2 separate regions of the Homo sapiens genome follow, and region 1 is linked to region 2. The links are chromatin loops, found by intact Hi-C in ENCODE. Cell type or tissue: PC-3. All regions are shown on one strand. Region 1 has its middle 55 kb from the start of GABPA. Region 2 holds the start of LOC105372756 (a long non-coding RNA gene).

Evidence for each region. A loop is a pair of places that touch in the nucleus more often than their neighbours do. Peaks named below come from ENCODE experiments on the same cell type or tissue, not always from the same donor. Only the 100,000 strongest peaks of a DNase experiment are listed, where the experiment ranks them.
Region 1: it touches region 2 in a loop (6-fold over the local background); 13 of 110 quality-filtered maps call a loop at or near these places.

The regions. Positions count from the first base shown.
Region 1 is chr21:25,787,679-25,792,678 of GRCh38, forward strand. No RefSeq gene overlaps it. Among named protein-coding and RNA genes, the nearest start is that of GABPA, 55 kb to the left of the region's middle. In PC-3, CTCF peaks have their summits at 2,571, 2,771 and 3,845; a DNase peak (open chromatin) is centred at 2,683; H3K4me3 peaks cover 1,044 bases; H3K27ac peaks cover 395 bases.
Region 2 is chr21:25,860,565-25,865,564 of GRCh38, forward strand. LOC105372756 (a long non-coding RNA gene) reads left to right here and starts at 1,782. Exons shown (of 3, transcript XR_007067828.1): 1 at 1,782-2,277; 2 at 3,579-3,762. In PC-3, a CTCF peak has its summit at 2,152 (motif pointing left); a DNase peak (open chromatin) is centred at 2,147.

The DNA.
Region 1 (5,000 bases), 73 kb before region 2:
CACAGTTCTGGAGGCTTGAAAGTCTGATATCAAGGTGCTGGCAGATTTGGTGTCTGGTGAGGACCCACTTCCGGGTTCATAGATGACGCCTTCTCACCACTGGGTCTTCATATGGTTAAAGGGGCAAGACAGCTCTCTGGGACCAATTTTATTTATTTATTTATTTTGAGATGGAGTTTTGCTCTTGTTGCCCAGGCTGGAGTGCAATGGCACGATCTCTGCTCACCACAACCTCCGCCTCCCAGGTTGAAGCGATTCTCCTGCCTCAGCCTCCCAAGTAGCTGGGATTACAGGCATGTGCCACCACCCCGGCTGATTTTGTATTTTTTGTAGAGACGGGGTTTCTCCATGTTGGTCAGGCTAGTCTTGAACTCCCGACCTTAGGTGATCCACCCACCTTGGCCTCCCAAAGTGCTGGGATTACAGGCGTGAGCCACCGCGCCCGGCTGTCTGGGACCAATTTTGTAAGAGCATTAAACCTATTCATGAAAGCTCTGCCTTCATGACCTAATCAGCTCCCAAAGGCCCCACCTCCTAACACCATCACCTTGGTGACTAGGTTTCAACATGTGAGTTTTAGGGAGACGCAAACGCTCAGAGTATAGTAGTTATATCCTTCCATGTCCACTATCGCCACCTGCACATGTGCCTCTCATAAAAATGCATTGAAAAGGTGAGTTTGGAGGCAATTAACCAAAAATCTACCCAGTTTTAGATTTAGGAAATGTAAATCTTAAGGAATGGAAAGCCTTCCTGCAGACGTCTAAGTTGTGTTTGGGTGTGTATTTATTTGAGTATATCTGCATATAAGTGTTAAAGAATCGGAGGACAATTCACTAATACACATTCGTTATCTCTAGAAAAAGGATTTTTAACACATTTGCTTATTCCAATTTCTACTATAAAAATAGATCACTGTAGTCATACTCCCACTTATGGTTAAGATGGTATAACCAGAATGAGGTAAGTCTCATTTATTTATCAGCTTAAACTGAGATTCCAGGGTTGCAGCATGCAGAGAGAGTAGAAACCACTGGGAAGCCAAGACAGCTAGAGTTCACAGAGCAGAGAGAAAAAAATCGCACAGAGATCAAGCTTGGGAGATCTGCAAAGGGTTCCCCTGGGGCTGTCCAGTGAGACCTGGTCAGTAGATATACACGGGAGGATCCTACCCAAGGCTGGGGAAGGAGCCACGTGACAGGAGCACAGGGAACAATCCTCAGAGCATACACAGGAGAAGTAATGGTTGTGCTTCCACCAGCCAGAGAGGAAAACCTTATAAGGCATAGAGTACTCGGAATGCTAGAGACTAAAGGCTGCCCTGATCCTACCTGACAAAGTTTAAAAAGAAAGCCTAGTCCCAGCGGGGCGTGGTGGCTCATGCCTGTAATCCCAGCACTTTGGGAGGCCAAGGCAGGTGGATCACCTGAGGTCAGAAGTTCGAGACCAGCCTGGCTAACAAGGTGTGAAACCCCGTCTCTACTAAAAATAAAAAATTAACCAGGTGTGGTGGCATACACCTGTAGTCCCAGCTACTGGGGAGGCTGAGGCAGGTGCTTGAACCCAGGAGGCAGAGGTTGCAGTGAGCAAAGATCGCACCACTGCACTCCAGCCTGGGTGACAGAGCAAGACTCAGTCCCCCCCCCCCCAAAAAAAAAAAAAAAACAAACCAGCAAAGCCTAGTCCCAGAATAAAATTTAAAATGACTTTTGGGAATAAAAAGTAATAGATTATTGTTAATTTCCATTACTTTAAAATCTGATCCATTACATATTATATGCGTGTATCAAAATATCACATATACCCCCAAAATATATACAACTATTATATGTCAATTTTTTAAAAGTTGTACCCAGTCTTCAAATTCCAACTAAAATGCTAACTGATTCCTTCATCTGAATTTTTGTAGCATTCTTTTATGGCAATTAACACAGTCTATATTTTAGAGATTTTATCCAATTGTATTGTAAATGGGTTTTATCTATTAGGTTGGTGCAAAAATAATAGCGATTTTTGCAATTACTTTTAATGGCAAAAACCACAATTACTTTCGCACTAACCTAATGGTTGTGCTGTAAATTCCCAGGGGATAGGGAACACCCAAGATTCATACAACTTTGTGTAAATATGTTAACCATCTTGCATTATTAGTGCCTTACATAAATCTGATTTTAAAATATATATTTGCCCAGTAAATGAATATTTCAGTAAAGTTTAATAAAAAAATATAAGTATTAACTGGCTATTAATTCATATGAATTTATGTAGAAGTCTTCTTAAAAATTTGAGAGTTAACTTAAGAATCATTCTCATATCATTATTGCCAGCATGTTTTCCAAAGTATGAGCCTAAATATATGGACTAGCCAGTTCTCATGGCCATTAGTGTACACTTGTAAAATTATTTTTATTTATGTTGGAATTTGCAAAGTCTATTTTCAAATCCAACTGGGATTATTTTTATGGCAGAGATTATTACAGCGGTATTTCTAAGTCATGTAGAAAAAAATGTGAATCTGGGAGGTTCTGTGATGCTTAGAGATTTCAGTTCCAACTTGTTCCAGTTGATGTCACTATGGCAAAGGTATCCCACACATGTGGCATACAGCAGCGGGGGAAGGAGGATACAAATCTAATAATGTGGCCAAATCAAGAGGAAACGTATTTGGGGGCAAGGCTAAAATGGGAATGGGAGCATGGCAGAACATCAGGATTCCACATCTGGAATCAGAGGGGCTGAGTGAATGCATTTACCTGATCTTCTATGAGTCAGCAAAACAAACACACAAAGCCATCGTGAGTTTGGAAGCTGTGAAACTGCTGCTCTTTGCAATGACAGATCTTCCTATGCTCTGAACTGCAGCAATACATTGAGGTAGCAGTAATTACAGACTTTCATATGGCTTCTCTGCTCTGTAGAAGTAGTAAATGAACCTCTTGGGGCTAAATTTCTAGCTTTGGGCTCCTGCACCATCTTTCTCCCTACAGGAAGTCACGACAGACAACAGAGGAAGTCCAAAGCAAGGACAACGCTGTTTATGAAAAGGAGTGGTAATGGTTCAGAGTGAAAATTAACAGATGTTGGGATAAAAATGTCTGCCTGGGTACTTTATGGCTCCAAAGTAAATAATATGTCCCTGAGTTTTAGCAGCTGTTTAGGGACTCCTGTATCTTAGTGTTAGTTTAAACGGCAAGGTAAAGGAACTCATGTAACTTAACACTGTTCATCAACACAAACTTACTGGATATCTTTCTGAAATGTGAAAACAGATCTGTTTTCAGATACTATTCAACTGTGCAAGGAGGCAAACAGATGTATTCATTAACACTCCCCACAGAGCATATTGTGATATTTGCAAATGGAAAATGCTGGAGCTGAGGTTACACAAATGTTTTCTGTTATGAAACTTCCTTCCATAAGACCATGATTTTCAAGGAGGATCTCATTTAGGACTGTTTTTTGTTGTTATACTTTCTGTAATGGGTGATTTTTCTAATTAAGATAATTTGCATTTTAACCTTGTTTTAGAAAGTGATTATTCTTTTTTTTTCTGTCTAAAGGTAGATAATGTTACCTGTTTAAATTCATTTTTTTAACCCAAGTTTTGCCTCAGGATCTATAAGTCAATTTTTTATAGTAAGATATTGGATGCCCAGTGAAGAAAAGGTTTTTGCCAAGCTGAAAGAAATTCAAGGCAAGATTGTGAGATGTCATTGGTACAATACACACCAACTAAGAATCCTTGTTTCTGTTTTATGCCTATGAACCAATAACAGTGATCAGTGTGGGGACATTTCATTGGAATTCTGCCTGAGAAAAAGCAGGAGTGTTCAGTCCTTCAGCGCCACCAACAGCTCTGGATGCCAAAGGACCATGCTGGTAGGGCTCAGAGTGCTCAGACAGAAGTATGAGGCAGAGTTTCATGGGGAAATGAGATGGGTCTGAGATGGGTAGGAAGAGGGGGAAAATGGGCCTCTCAATGCTCTCATAGCCTCTTAATGCTCTCAAAACAGCCACTGAGGCAATGAAATTTTTTTTTAACTTTTAGGTTCAGAGATACATGTGCAAGCTTGTTATACAGGTAAATTATGTTTCAAGGGGGTTTGATGTACAGATTATTTTGTCACCTAGGTAATAAGCATAGTATCTGATAGGTCGTTTTTTGATCCTCACCCTCCACCCACCCTCCACCCTCAACTAAGCCCTGGTGTATGTGGTTCCCTTCTTTGTGTCCATGTGTTCTCAATGCTTAGCTTCCACTTATAAGTGAGAACATGCAGTATTTGGTTTTCTGTTCCTGCCTTTGTTCACTTAGGATAATGGTCTCCAGCTCTGTCCATGTTTCTGCAAAGAACATGATCTCATTCTTCTTTTATGGCTGCATAGTATTCCATGCTATATTGTACCACATTTTCTTTATCCAGTCTACCATTGATGAGCATTCAGATTGATTCCTCATCTTTGGTACTGTGAATAGTGCTGCAATGAACATGCACATGCATGTCGTCTTTCTGGTGGAATAATTTGTATTCCTTTAATTATATACCCAATAATGGGATTGCTAAGGTCGAATGGTAATTCTAAGTTCTCTAAGAAATCACCAAACTGCTTTCTGCAGTGGCTGAACTAATTTACATGAGCACCAGCAATGTATGTATATGAGCATTCCCTTATCTTTGCAACCTCACCAGCATCTGTTATTTTTTTACTTTTTTATAATAGCCATTCTGACTGGTGAGAGATGGTATCCCACTGTGGTTTTGATTTGCATTAATTAAAAGAGATTTATTTATTTATTTATTTGAGACAGGGTCTGGCTCTGTTGCCCATGCTGGAGTACAGTAGTGTGAACAGGCTCACTGCAGCCTCAACCTCCCAGACTCAGGTGATCCTCCTGCCTCAGCCTCCTGAGTAGCTGGGGCTACGGGTGTGCACCACCACGTCTGGCTAATTTTTAAATTACTTGTAAAGATGGGGTCTTCCTATGATGCCCAGGCTGG
Region 2 (5,000 bases):
CCTCCCTTCTCAGCCTCCGAAGTAGCTGAGACTGCAGGCACATACCACCGTACCATGCTAGTTTTTTTTTTTTTTTTTTTTGGTAGAGATGGTGTTTCTCCATTTTGCCCAGGCTAGCTCAAGTGATCGGCCTGTGTGGGCCTCCCAAGGTGCTGAGGTTACAAGTCTGAGCCACTGCTTTCTTTATATCACTTTACTACGTAAATGACTTCTTAGTTGTGAATACATTTGATTTAGTGGTAAATAAATTTCTTCTCCCTGGGTTGTGGAAATATGAGTTTCTAATTTCATGACAGAAAAACTCAGCAACCAACTGTATTTCTTAATTATACTTTCATCTGAATGCTGCTTGTCTTAATTTGTTATGCTACAAATGACATAATAGTAACCCAAAGATTTGCCGTCTAAACATGTGTCTTTTAAAAGCTCAATAACTTAATGGTGCATTTTCGGCTGAAGCCAGTGTTTTGTTCGTACAATTCATGATTGCTTTCTGTTAAAAAGCATGACTGTATATTAGAATAGAATTTAACCCAATTTATTATGCTAAGGCATGAACAATCAATGGAACATAACCAACGATTGAATGGTAAGACTCGAAGAAAAAAAGAAACTGCCAATCAACCAAATATTTGCAAAATTAGTTGCAATAGGCTGAATTTTGTGTCCCCTCTAAAAATTCATGTGTTAAAATCCCGACACCCAAGATGATATTATTGGGAGGTGGTGCCTTTCGGGGTGGGGCCTTTTGGGAGGTCCTGCCCTCATGGATGGAATTAGTGATCTGGAAAAAGAGGCCAGAAAGAGAAAAAGAGTGGGGAAAACTCTGACCCCGACTCTCATCATATAACTTACATGAACATCAGCATTCCAGAAGACGGCTCAGTGGTTCTTTGAAATAATCTGGAATTAGGGGATGTTGTCTAAATTTATCTGCCTGCATCTTGTTCCAATAAATATATAAATTATAGGTTCAGGACTTCCAAAACAGGGCAAAAACTGAACTATCAGAAGGCATGGCAAAAACAGTTACAGCTAATATTGAGAAATAACAAACTGTATATACATATACTCGTACATTTTTCTATTTAGTATTCATTTATTTATTTTTCCAAAAGGAATAAGACCCACAGTTTTCAATATATTCTCAAGTGATCCATAAACTATAAGAAATTAAAAACTGCCTGTAAAAATCTGCATGATAAATAATATTTATCATAATGATACTAAAATGTAAACACCATAAAGGCAGGTGTTTTGTCTATTTTTGTTCACTTTTCTATCCCCAGTACCTGGGACATAGTAGGGACTCAGTAAATGTTCATTAAATGAAGGAAGAAATCACACAAATGCATTGTAAGAGCATAGTATTCTACTAAATAGCTAAAGAAAGGCCAAATGTTATTCAATACAAATTAAATGTTCCTGCTTTCTCTCTTTTTTAATTTTTTTTAATTTTTATTATTATACTTTAAGTTCTAGGGTACATGTGCACAATGTGTACCCTAGAACACGTTGTGCACATGTACCCTAGAGCTTAGATTATAGCTGTTAAGCAGAATATTCAAATGACTAGTGCCTTAGGCCATTGAGGGTGCTGTAACAAACTACCATAAACTGGGTGGCATATAACAATAAAAATTTACTTCTTACAGATCTGGAGGTCTGGGACCGCCAAGATCAAGGCACCAGCAAATTCAGTGTCTGGTGAGGTCATGCTTCCTGGTTCACAGATGGCTTTCTCACCGTGTCCTCACATGGCCCAAGAGACAAAGGAACTCTCCTCCCCATTGTCTCTCTCTGGTCTTTATTATGAGGTCACTAATTCCATCCATGAGGGCAGTCACTCTCAAAAGGCCTCACCTCCCAAAGGCGCCACCTCCTAATACAATCATCATGGATGCCAGGATTTTAATATATGAATTTTTAGGAGGAACACAAAATTCAGTGTATTGCAACTAATTTTGCAAATATTGGCTGATTGGCAGTTTCTCCACTTTTAATGCCATTCATTGGCTCATGCTGCCTAAGGAGTCTTGTGGCTTTTGCTCTTTTTTGCTTTATCTGCCCATTTGTCAATTTTCTGCAAGCCTGGTGGAGACCAAGCAACTCAATCAGCTCTTCCTCTTCCTATTGCCCTCAGAGCACCTCCTAGTGGCAAAAAGCAGGCATTGTAATCCCAGCAAGGCTTTTGAAATTTGCTTCTTTCATCCATTTATTTAGTTATTGCCTGCAAATGTTTCAACGATAATGTAATGATCCCTCTGCTGTCCAAAGGTTTGGAGAATGTTATGAAAGAACATTTTTGTTTTTTTCTGTAGCCTCTGCACTGACCTGTATTTCTGTTCCCAGGTGACTTGTACCACAATTTGGGGCAACAGAACATGCATTTAATGTTGGGTATAAACTTTTAATAATTAGAAAACTGAGAATGCCAAGAAACTATTACATGGTACATCTGTATAAGAGTATTTAGAATAAAATGTATGTGTTTTCTTAACACAAATCAAGTAATTTTGGGAGTTGATAAAAGGCTAATAGTTCAGAAAATTAAAATTATATGTTAAAGTCTTCTATGAAAAATACTTAACATAATTGCCATGTGAGAGAGCTGGTAAACATTAATGAAATTTCAAAATCAGTGCATAGAAGAGGGACATGGTCGATGGTTGAAAGTAAACAGCAGACTGGCCAGAAATCTGATTACAAAGACCATGCAAAAATGAATAGGGCCTGAAGATACCAAATTCCTTCTGTTTTAAACCAAATTGATTTTCCCCTAAAAGAGTGTTAATAAAATACTTCACATAGTGAGTTTAACTTTTCTTTCTCAGTCTCTAAGTTATCTGGTATACCATTGTTTTTGATGAATTGCTTCTTCCTTAGTTTATGTTTTGTGTCATTTCAATCTAAATTGGTTCAAAGGGACACCTTCAGATTTTCTTCATTGGCAATGACTATTGAGCCCCTATGAGAGTACAGTAGTCCCCCCTTATCTGAGGGACATACCTTCTAAGACCCACAGTGCACATTTTCTATACATACATACCTGTGAGAGTTAATTTGTAAATTAGGCGGAGTAAGAGATTGACAACAATAACATAATAAAATAGAACAATTGTAACAATATGCTGTAATAAAAGTTATGTGAACATGGTCTTTTTCTCAATATCTTACTGTAATGTACTCACCCTTCTTGTGATGATGTGAGATGTGAGATGGCAAAATGCTTACGTGCTGAGATGAAGTGATGTGAATGACGTAGGCATTGTGACTTAGCATTAGGCTACTATTGACCTTCTGACCTATTGTCAGAGGGAGGATCATCTGCTTCAGGTGATTCTGGATCATTAAGCCACAAGGATGACGAAGGTTGGGAGTCAGAAACAGACAGTGTCAATGACTGATGGGTGGGTTGTGTCTACAGTGTGAATCTGCTGGACAAAAGGATGATTCCTGTCCAGGGCAGGACAAAGCAGGACAACATGAGATTTCATCTGAGATTTCTCCTCAGAACCACGTGCAATTAAAAACTAATGAGTTGTTTATTTCTGAAATTTTTCATTTAATGTTTTCAGACCATGGTTGACCACAGGTAATTGAAACCCTGGAAGGTGAAACTGCAGATAAGGAGGACTACAGTGTTCAACTATTTACAAATAATGACAGTGGCCACAAAGATTACCTTGAAAAGAGACCGTGAGACAGTTTCACACAGACTGTGCCTGGATTTCCATGAGTCTCTGCCAACTGCTTTTTAAGGTATTATACCATATAATAATGTTTTTTAAATCTTTTAGTTGGAAGTGATTTTTTTTTTCTTGAGACAGAGTCGCGTGCTGTCACCCAGGCTAGAGTGCAGTGGCAAGATACCAGCTTACTATAACCTCCGCCTCCTGGGTTCAAGCGATTCTCCTGCCTCAGCCTCCTGAGTAGCTGGGATTACAGGCACCTGCCATGATGCCTGGCTAATTTTTGTATTTTCAGTAGAGATGGGGTTTTGCCATGTTGGCCAGGCTGGTCTTGAATTCCTGACCTCATGTGATTCACCTGCCTTGGCCTCCCAAAGTGCTGGGATTACAGGCATGAGCCACTGTGGCTGGCATTTTGAAGTAATTTTAGACTTTAAAAAAGGTGCAAAAATAGAATAGAGTACTCCGTATACTCTTCATCCAGCTTCCCCTGTATAACTATAGCACAACATTTTACATAACTATAGCACAGTCATCAAAACCAGGAATACAGTACTGTTTCAATTTTAAAATAATGTGCCTTAGCTGATGATGTTCTTGCTATACTTTTCTTTCTCATCTCTTTAAGTCTTTGTTGCTTCTCTTCTTCAGAAAGAGTAAAATTGAATTCTAGAGAGGTCCACTCATAAGAGGCAGACCTGGGCAATGAACTCGTTTTTTTGCCCTGTGCTCTTGAAACTGGATTCTCCTTTCTCAACAGCGTTAAGCTTCAGTTCTCTATGTTGCCAAAAGCCAAAGTTTTAGCCTGGGGCTCAGAATATTGGCTTATTTTTCCTGTATAAAGAACTGTCAGACTCTTCTTGACAGGGGTTCATATTAATAACCCTAATCTCCATCTCACGGTAGAACATGCTGTCTACTTAATAAGAACTTTTGCCCCTTTTCTGTTAATGCCATCCCTTTACACAAAAAATGAAATACATATATCATGAAGCTAATTATGTTCAGCTTAAATATTTATTTCAGGATGGTTCTAAATCCTATCTCTGGTCTGGTTTAGTGATTTTCATAATGCTTAGACATGATGACCATTTCAAACTGAAACCAAGAAAGAATATGAATATTTCTTTATAAAAATAAAAACACTTTTCTTTAATTAAAATAAAACCAAGAAGTTTCATGTGAAAGGTCACATTTCTAGCTCGTGCTGTGTTGTCAGCATACTCCTCCAGCCTTCTTCTCTCTCTCTCTGTGTGTGTGTGTGTGTGTGTGTGTGTGTGTGTGTGTGTGTGTGTGTGTGTTGTTTTG